2 separate regions of the Homo sapiens genome follow, and region 2 is linked to region 1. The links are chromatin contacts, found by POLR2A ChIA-PET in ENCODE. All regions are on one chromosome and are shown on one strand. The core of a region is the stretch at or near the end of the contact, and the rest is flanking DNA. Distances in the headings are between cores, read along the strand shown.

The links. ChIA-PET counts read pairs that join two places held with the same protein, here RNA polymerase II (POLR2A).
Region 2: POLR2A ChIA-PET joins it to region 1 with 11 read pairs in B cell. The contact joins two enhancer-like sites. POLR2A ChIA-PET finds 5 or more read pairs at or near these places in 2 of 52 experiments (B cell and WTC11).

The regions. Positions count from the first base shown.
Region 1 is chr2:236,927,320-236,932,830 of GRCh38, reverse strand. The region is part of intron 2 of COPS8-DT (COPS8 divergent transcript); the gene reads left to right. Among named protein-coding and RNA genes, the nearest start is that of COPS8-DT, 160 kb to the left of the region's middle. Within about 2 kb of position 3,915, at least 3 of the 41 ENCODE cell types and tissues checked have a DNase peak (open chromatin) inside an H3K27ac peak, as active enhancers do.
Region 2 is chr2:237,093,759-237,098,862 of GRCh38, reverse strand. COPS8 (COP9 signalosome subunit 8) reads right to left here. Exons shown (of 8, transcript NM_006710.5): 5 at 4,666-4,773; 6 at 2,979-3,041; 7 at 1,994-2,041; 8 at 1-1,200. The coding sequence ends at 1,121. Among named protein-coding and RNA genes, the nearest start is that of COPS8, 10 kb to the right of the region's middle. Within about 2 kb of position 1,787, at least 5 of the 41 ENCODE cell types and tissues checked have a DNase peak (open chromatin) inside an H3K27ac peak, as active enhancers do.

The DNA.
Region 1 (5,511 bases), core at 2,666-5,165:
GAGACTCACTCCCCGAGGCTACTCTCTCTTCCTTGAGGCTCCCCCTACCCGAGGCTACTCTCTCTTCTTTGAGACTCCCCCCTCTACCCCGAGGCTACTCTGTCTTCTTTGAGACTCCCCCCACCCCCAGGCTACTCTCTCTTCTTTGAGACTCCCCCCCTCCCTCAGGCTACTATCTCTTCTTTGAGACTCCTCCTGCCCCCAGGCTACTCTCTTCTTTAAGACTCCTCCCACCCGAGGCTACTCTCTCTTCTTTGAGACTCCCTCCCCGAGGCTACTCTCAGGCTACTTCATGAGCTCTTATATAGGAAGATGCTGCCATCTTGTTTGCCACTTTCCACCCTTTTTCCTTGGTCATTTATTCAGTTGAGTCAATGCCCCATATTCACAGAAAACATTCACACTGGGTGTTTGTCTCCCACTTCGCTCCAAGACTCACCCTTATTCTGGATGATTTGGATGTCCCTTGTCCTTGACCAGATGGCCATTGTTCTTTAAGCTTCTGAACCCATTGGCACGTTCTTTCACTTCACTTTGGACATTTGGTATCAAGGCCCTATTTTGGACATGTCCCTGTAATTTATCTACTTCTAAAATCTTAAATTCCTCTGCCCTAGGAGTTCTCTGACTACAATCTCCCATCATCCCAGCTCTTTCTTTCTCTGGTCCCTTTCCTTCTGTTCGAGACTCAGAAAAATCTCCAAGAAGTTGTTCCTTTGGTCATCTCACAATAGACCTGCTCCCCTCTCTCTCACTTTCACTATTCTGATAATATTCAGCCCAGATTTGGGCTGCCACAACATTCATATTCTTGCACAGATCCTCAAGTCATTCTCTTCTTTGTCTTTGTCCCTCTATTTCTCCCTTCCAGGAAAGCCCAATGATGATTCTCCCTGCTCTACATAGCACTGTGGAGCTTCCAGATTCAACCCATACTTCAGAGCTGCCTGGCCATCCCTCTGTGTGGTCCTTGGTGGCAGCCTCTTCTCATATTCTGCAGAAATCTAGGACAGCTCTCTCAAACTTTTACCCTTTTCCCCAAACTCTGATTTCGTCTCCTTTTGCCCCTCAGTTTGGAAAGGCCATGCTGATATTAACAAAAAGGGACCCTTGGAGTCTCAGAACTCTCTCAACTTTCTTCCTGCTTCTACACATACCTGCATGAACACACAACCTTGCATCCTTGCTTCCTTCTCTCCAGTCACGAAATAATAGTTGACTCCTGAAGGAATTACCCTCTGCACCTGTTCTGGATCTCATTCCTTTCCTGTCTCTAGGGATCTGCACTCATCAGTCATACTCACTCCATCCTCAGTCCACAATCATAACTACTGAGTCTTTTTATTCAGTATTTGAATATTCTCAAGACTCTTTTATCTTTAAAATAATCTGAATTCTTACTTCACCTGTCAATGGATAGACTTGGGCCTTTATATCTTCTTCAAACCTTTACATTCCAATGCTTAACAGTCACACATTCACCCATTTTTCTGTTTATCCATTTAGCCACCTCTCCATTCAAACAAGTAAGTTTTTAATATCTCTACTATGCCTGGAAACAACTGGAAACATGTTTATACAGTAATGTTCATCACAGCATTATTAATTATAATAAAATTAAGCAAACTGCCAGAATGTCTGAAAATGGAATGGTTAAATACAATAGGGTAAAAATCAGATTTTTAAAGGCATTTAATGATACAGGGGAGAATTCAAGCTACAGCAAATAGCAAATGACAAAGCAGGACAGAACAATTTATGCAGTGAAATCCATACTTGTGCTAAAGAGAACATAAACATATAATTAGAAGAAAAGATTCCAAAAAGGTCTTATCTACGATTATGAAAATCTTAATTTTTTTATATACTTTAAGTTCTGGGGTACATGTGCATAACGTGCAGGTTTGTTATATAAGTATACATGTGCCATGGTGGTTTACTGCACCCATCAATCCATCATCTACATTAGGTATTTCTCCTAATGCTATCCCTCCCCTAGCCCCCCACCCCCTGACAGGCCCCAGTGTGTGACATTCCCCTCCCTGTGTCCATGTGATCTCATTGTTCAACTCCCACTTACGAGTGAGAACATGCAGTGTTTGGTCTTCTGTTCTTGTGTTAGTTTGCTGAGAATGGTGGTTTCCAGCTTCATCCATGTCCCTGCAAACAACATGAACTCATCCTTTTTATGGCTGCACAGTATTCCATGGTGTATATATGCCACATTTTCTTTATCCAGTCTATCACTGATGGGCATTTGGGTTGGTTCCAAGTCTTTGCTATTGTGAACAGTGCCACAATAAACATACGTGTGCATGTGTCTTTATAGCAGCATGACTTATAATCCTTTGGGTATATACCCAGTAATGGGATTGCTAGGTTAAATGGTATTTCTAGTTCTAGATCCTTGAGGAATCACCACACTGTCTTACACAATGGTTGAACTAATATACACCCCTACCAACAGTGTAAAAGTGTTCCTGTTTCTCCACATCGTCTCCAGCATCTGTTGCTTACTGACTTTTTAATGATTGCCATTCTAACTGGCATGAGATGGTATCTCATTGTGGTTTTGATTTGCATTTCTCTAATGACCAGTGATGATGAGCAGAAAATCTTAATTGTTTTTAGAAGTTTTAGTTTGAAAACTTCAGTGATCATATATTTATAATGAACAATAAATATTAACTAGTTCTAAATATTGACTGAAAGAAGGTACAGCTTCAGTTGGAAACAACAGTAGTAGTAGCAAACACATATTTACTACACAATGTTTACTATGAGGCAATGCATAGTAAGATTAACTCCTTTAAACCTTATAGCAATCCTGTGGTGTGAGAATCATCAATAGCTCCATCTTAGAGATGAGGAAACTGAAGCTTATAGAGACTACGCACCTGGCTTTTGGTCATGCTGGAGGTGTGACTGTCAGGATCCAGGTCACTGCTCTGTATGTATAATTTTTTGGTATTATATTTGTTCAAAAATATTATATGTAAATATATTTTTTCATGTTGTTAATTATGTTTTTTGGGGTTTTTTGTTTTTGTTTTTTGGCTTTTCTGTTGAGACAGAGTTTTATCCTGTCACCCAGGCTGGAGTGCAGTGGCACGATCTCCACTCACTGCAACCTCCACCTTCAAGGTTCAAGCAATTCTCGTGCCTCAGCCTCCCAAGTAGCTGGGACCACAGGTGCATGCCACCATGCCTGGCTAATTTTTTTTTTTTTTTTTTTTTTTTAGTAGAGATGGGGTTTCACCATGTTGGCTGGGTTGGTCTTGATTTCCTGACCTCAGGTGATCCACCTACCTTGCCCTCCCAAAGTGCTGGGATTACAGGCATGAGCCACTGCACCTGGCCAGGTTTTTTGTTAGAAAGATATTTTAAATTTTTGTGTGCTCACATTTATTGATTTGCTCCTTTGTGATTTGTTCAGGAACTTAGGCACTTACGTCTTTGACTATCCAAAGATTAGCTGTCAAAATTATCATCTATTTGTGTGCATGTAAATCTTCAAGATCATTAATTTGTTTTTAATCTATTAGAAATAAGATACCAAATAAAGAATGGTAAATAAGTTCCAGTTAGATGCTAACTCCAGTTGATTGGTAGTGGCCATCCTGAATGTGGTGTTGAGAAAGATTCTGAAGGGGTCGCATATTTTTTTAAATCTAGATTTTTCCCTCCCAGATAACTAGCCAATGGTCCAACCACCATTTAATTAATTAATTAATATTCAATGAAATTTGTTTTGCTTTTCAAGTTCTATTGGCATTGTTACTGACAAAGCTGGTTTCCCAAAACTAGAGTCTTTTCCTGTTCAGTGTAGTGAAGCTGACACATGAAACTGAAAGTGAGTATCAAGCAGGGCAGGCTTTTTATTCCACGGCCATGGAATGGAGAAGCAGGAGCATGGCTCACAAAGCAACTTCTCCACTAGTGAGGGTGAGGAGGTTAAAATACAGAGTTCCTCTAACGAATGGGTTGGATATTAAAAGCCAGGAGAGGAATATTCATGCCTTTTCTGGAAACGGGCAATGAACTTCCTGGAACTGGAGTGCTGCCTTCATTTTTCCCTTTTATGCCTCTTGCAGTCATTGTCATGGTGACTGGCAACTGTCATGGCACTGGTGAGAGTGTCATTTAGCATGGAAATGAGATTATAATGAAGCCCGAGGTCTTTTTGAAGTCCTATGGTCAGCTATCTTGGTTCTAACCAGTCTCCGCTGGTCTGTTTACAAAGGAAAACTTTTTGTCACAGGCATCCTGCTTCTTAAAGATCAGCAGAGTTAGGGCAGGGTAGAGCTTTAGCTCTGTCACACAGGCATTACACTGGGTGACCGCGTGTCTATTTAAACGGGGGTCTAATTTCAACTATAGTTTTGTTTTTGTTTTTAGTGCTAGAGGACTTTCCTATATGTCTACTCCAGATTGTATTTTCCCTGAAATTCATTCTGTGGCTTGATTTGTTGATTTTTGCTCTTGTAGCTTAGAGAGTTTGGGAGACCACTTTAAAAACCCTCCCTAGCAGCCTGACCCAGGAGAAGCTCACTTGTTCATTCATTCAGAAAATAATAAATACAAAGAGATAAGACAGGCATGGCTATTTTATTTTCAGAGTTGAATAAAAAATGGAACAGTGGGACAAACTACTTTTAATTCTTATTATCCAAGCTATTTGAGTGTGGTGGGACTTCTATATGTAGCCAGACTGGTTGAGCTACTCATTACCGTTGTGGACTCATGGCAACCCCAGACTTACGTGTGTGTTAAAATCCCCTCTGGACATGTAGAATCAATTATCATTGCCTTACTCTTATTGATATGGTTTATAAATGGTTATTGGAATAGAAATGGTATTTAGAGTTCTAGCCACAATGTCCAGCTTTAATAAAAAAAAGTTAGGAAGCCCCCCACCACCAAAGACACACAGACTGCAAGAAAAAACAACCCATTTAGGGGACACAAAGCAACTAATAGTCTGGACTCAAATAATACAGTTTTTAGGACTGTGATATAGAGACTTAAAAATAGTTGATTAATATGTTTGATAATCTAATAAAAAAGCAGATCATGTGTGTGCACAGATAGAAAATTTTATTGGAAAGATGAAAACTACAAGAAAAGGTTTAATAGAAATATCATAAATTAAAAACAAAACCAAAACCGTGTTAGTGGAAATGAAATAAATGATGTCTTTGACAGGCTCATTAGTAGATTTGACATAGCTGAGAAAAGAATCAGTGAAGCTGAAGATAGGGCCATATAAATTACCCAAGTTGAAACACAAAGAGAAAAATAAAAGAAGGGGGAAAGAAAGACATAGACAGAGAAAGAAAACCAGAGAGAGAAACAGAGAGAAAGAACATCTGAGACCGAGACCGATGGAACAATCACATTTTTTTAAACATGATTACAACTGGATTCCCAGAAAGAGAAGAAAGACGGAGAGAAGAAATACTTGGAAAGATAATAGCCACAAATTTTCCAAAAATAATAAAATACATCTAA
Region 2 (5,104 bases), core at 538-3,037, 170 kb before region 1:
TAGCCACTAAAATGCATTCAAAATAAATAAATTATATAATTATCACTACACAGATTCACCATACAACTCATTTCTACTTAAGAGATTCATATAGACACAATGACAAAATAGATTGTGTCCACAGAAAGATCGAGAGTGAAATTTCCAGAAACTATCTTAGATGAAATAATTGAAGAATTCAGTTAAATATTTATTGAACAAATGCAGAGTAAATGAACTAAGGGCTGTTATAACCTTAAGTTACAACAAACAACTTCAAATATTCAGAGGGCTGTCACACAGAGAATGAAAGACTTGCTCAGTATTTCTCCAAAGGGCAGAACTTGAGCCAAGCGATAAATATAAGCAACCAATGGGCTGCAGGATAGTTGTACAAAGTGTATCATGTATCTTCATAGCTTCTTTGCCCATATAATGCATTCCACACTTAAGTTTCTCCTTCTAAAAGGCGACAGCACAAGTTAATATGTCTCATAAATGTCTTAAATAAGTTGCATTTTCATGGCAAGCCCTCCACTGCCAGCAATGGATATACTCACACTATTGGAAAAAATCTAAAGTTAACAAACTGGTTTAGTATGGAAATGGTCTATTTGTTCCTCAGCTATGTTTCTGTATCTTACATTAGTGGCTCTCAGGAGGTGGGGGGTGAAAAGAGAGCATGTTCTCCAAAGAGGGTGAATCATAATCCCCAGTGATTCAGATACTGTGCCTGGGGACAATCTTTCTTCAAGTCCAAATGAATCATTATAATTATCAACCAATGGTACATATAAGAGTACGGCATGTGCTGGGACAGAGAAAAGACAGTTGACAAACACTATTCTACATGAAACAGGAAATCTTATTTTATGAGTCACTAGAAAACTAACTGTAATACTGACAGGCTCCATCCAGATTATTAAATACTACAAAATGAGAACTGTTTCAACAACTATTCAGCATAACGTTTATGGACAAAATGTATATAGTATATCTTATATTCTATATGTATTTTATCACATAGTAAGGAATGCTGAGGTGCTTAAGCCATCCAATAAATTGAAAATACAAACTTTACATTTCTACGTTTGTCAGTATACAGGATTCTGAAGATGAATCTTGAACTCAGAGTGATAAATCAGTTTTCAAGGAAAGCCACATAATCCGTCAGTCTGGCTAACTGCTGTTCATTGGGTATTGGGGGAACTGGAGCAGGCTCTGTATGTTAAAGAAACAAACACACTTCATGTTACATACCACAGTAACAAAGCTTTGGCCCCAACACCTACCTCCCCTAATGCCTTCAATTTTTAACAGTAAGTTAACTTTCTTAGATTTGTCCTGGTTTTAGACAAAATCTTACATCATAGAGGCTTGGACATTTTTGAAAAGCAAGCCAAGAAGTTGCAACTTTTATGAGTATGGTTTTACCTAACTGCTAGTAAAGGCATGTCTCATGTTGTTGTTACTGAAGTATTCTATGTAAAGGTTAAAGACACTTTTATCATGCAACATGTCTTTTAAAAGATCACAGCTCTTCTTGAAAACATCCTTACCCATGCAACATTAAATTCAAGAAATAGAGTGCTTCCCATGCCCCAGACATCACTGAAGAATATTAAATTGTCAACAAACCAAAAAAAAAAAAAAAAAAAAGAAAACCCACAAAGAACCTCAAGGAATTTACATTCCAACATTTAAATTACTACACGTCAGCCTGGGGACGCCTTCTGAATAACAGTACTGGTGAACAGCTCTGGCAGGCCTCCCTGACATGAGAATAAGAAGGCTCTGCAGCTGGCCCAGAGGAGGGCACCGCCTCAAGGCAAGCTCTGGGGGAGCCCAGTTTCACTCTTGTAACCAGATGTATTACTACGCATTTATGAAATTTAACCTCTGTTTACAAGGTAAGAAATAGATACACACACTCACACACACATATACATATATACTACAAAAAAGAAATTAGGAACAATGAGACATTAAAAAATGTGCATATGAAAATACATACCTGATAAGGGAATAAACTTGTTAAAGGAAACATCCAGGGCCCCTGCAACTAAATTCAAAAAAAAAATGTACAGCTCAATTTACAGAAGTCATTGTAAAGATCTTTCATAGAACATGCTATTTTCAGCACAACATGCATTTAACGGCCATTTATTTCTCAAACAGGGATAACAACTGTGCTCCATTATAATTCTTTATTATATTACTCTTCCCCCACTATCTCACTTGACTGGGATCATGTCTTCTCACTCTTTGTAACTCAAAGGGCTGAGCACATTGAGAATCCTTTACTGTATGTTCAGCAATGTCTAAACATAGGCATTCCGAGTAGGTGGAAGGAAATTTGGGCTGACGTGGATGAAGGCGGGTTTATGGAAGTGGGCATTAAGCTTGGCTCTAAAGACCTGGCAGAAAAGACACTCCTGGTCAGCAGGAGGAAGAGAAACTATCAGGCGGGAATGAGTGTGGCTCACTTCCAACAGGAAGACTGAGGGGCTGGGAATTCAGATAAAGACAATGAGGGCAGGTCATAGAAATTAAGGCCTTAAAAGGAGGGCTAGAGAAGTTAACTCTGTGAAAGTGGAAGCCACAGGAAAAGTGCCTGTATGACTTGAGTGCAAACAGAAAAGGGGGGCAGTTGAATATTTAAACATTTTTTTTTAATACAGACAACAGCTTGGATATGAAGGATAAGCTCAGTTACAAATGGCTCCATAAAAGGATGGAGATTAATATTTAGTAAAAACTAAGGTGTAAGGACCATGAAAAACCTACGTAAAATCATTTATATACAGGAAATACATTTTTAAGAGTTTAAACTAGGTGATCCTTTCTACCCCGTCTACTACGCTTTATTTAAAATGAGTTATTTCCATTGTGTTAGTATAGCCGAATTTTACATCCAATTATCAAAAACCAAAGACTGAAAACCTGAAGCAGTCTTAGAAGAGTCCAGTGCTGCGTAAATGGGTGAAAGCTCCACCTACCTGGCTTTCTGGGCAGAACCATTCTTGTGGTGGAATCAGCTTGCCATCCTTGTTCTAATATGCCTAAAAAAGTATATTACACATAAAGATCCGGAAAGAATAAAACACCCCACAAAATCCACAACTTGTCCATGACATTAGTTGTACAGAAGACCTGATGTGTTTAGTATAACCCGTCATATGCATTTTTACTAGAAAGGTATATTACAAAGAGCATGGAAACTTATTATTGAAATATTTCTGAAACAGGTATCAAAGCCTCATTTTACTCTATTAGGTTGCTATAATCATTAAAAGATGGTTAGTTTTCTGTCAAGAATATATTATAGTATTAACCTAATCAGTATTATTTAAAACAAACAGAAGGAAAACTGATATGGCGCCTTTTGTGACCATCATATCAGTAATAACAAAGATGGCAATAATAAAAACAGCTTCCATATATGGAAGGTTTACCTGTAGGTACCAGACTACGTGCTTTTATAGGGATGATTTTATGTAATCACCACAACTCTATGAAGTGGGATATAGGGCCATCGTTTGACAGGTATGGAAAATAAAGTTGAGGGAAATTCAAGTGATTTGTCCTAAGTCACATAGCCACTAGCATCAGGGACGGGTGGTACCAGCATTCACATCCAGGTGGTCAGCTGAGAATACGAGCTCTGAAGTATGTTATATATAGAAAATAAATGATGGACCAATTTTAAGAGCCAAAAGAAATAAATGTTTGTATGAGTAAATAAAAGTAATAACTTAGAACTTTCATTAACCTATCTTCATGTATCTACAACTATGCTAGGCCCTGGAAATTTAGGATGTAGTGCGTGATGGTGCTCATATTTTAGCTGGAGAATCAAAAATGTCAATCATGGCAAAACAATGCAACAAGGTGTATACGATATATATATATATTTTTGATATGGAATCTCACTGTGTTGCCCAGGCTAGAGTGCAGTGGCACAGTCTCAGCTCACTGCAACCTCCACCTCCTGGATTCATGCGATTCTCCTGCCTCAGCCTCCTGAGTAGTTGGGATTACAGGTGCCTGCCACCACACCTGGCTAATTTTTTGTATTTTTAGTAGAGACGGGCTTTCACCATGTTGGCCAGGCTGGTCTCGAACTCCTGACCTCATCATGATCCACCCGCCTCGGCCTCCCAAAGTGCTGGGATTACAGGTGTGAGCCACTGCACCTGGCCAGGTGTATACAGTATTCTATAACAACGAGCAACAGGAAGGATTAGTCTGGGCATCAGCTGAGAAATGAAAATGCAAAGTTACATTTGGAGAGACCAGCAGGTATGAGTGGGGAGCAAGCAAGCGCCTAGGGTATGGGTCAGAAATGGCAGGGAAAATGAAAAGGGACGTGGGGATGATGCTGCCTTTATCAAATAAGGGTGAAATAAGGATTTCCAAATATGAGTAAAGAGACCAATTAAGACATATTTTTGTAACCAACTGTGTGGATACTCACACATTTGCTTGCTATAGAACTATTAATATGCTTGACTGCAGGGTGCCTGCTGGGTGTTCCACAACACCTGTTTCATATCACCTCTCAAAAAACACAGCCTGGACTCCAAAAGCATATTCTGTTCCAAGTGTTTCAGAGGAGACTGTGAACCTACAATTCACACTTCTATTTTCCATTTTCCTTATAAGTAAAAAGTAAGCCAAAATTACCTTTCACAGCCTCTTCTACAGGAAGTCCAACAAAGGCTGCAAAATCATCGGCGATGATTGAAGTATACGCTTGAGAGACCAGGGCAAAGGCGCGTCTCCTTGTTGCATCTATTGTGGGAGTGGTGGGTTGGCAGAGAGTGAACCAGGGAGCAGCATTTTCAAAGCACATTGTTAAATCACACCACTGTCCTTGTCTAGTTTTCATAAGCAAGGCCAGATGAACCCAAAGATTTCTGTGCTTATAGATACAAATACATATGCCCAGTATGTACGGGGGGTTCAAATATTGCTGGAAAAAAATACATTTCTTACACTTCCTCTTGGATGAAAAATCTCAGATAATGAAAATTACAAAGATGGAAAAAGGTTACTAAACACAAGGCTCTAACCCTAAGAAAATGCAGTATGTTTATGCAATGGGGATATAAATTTTACTTAT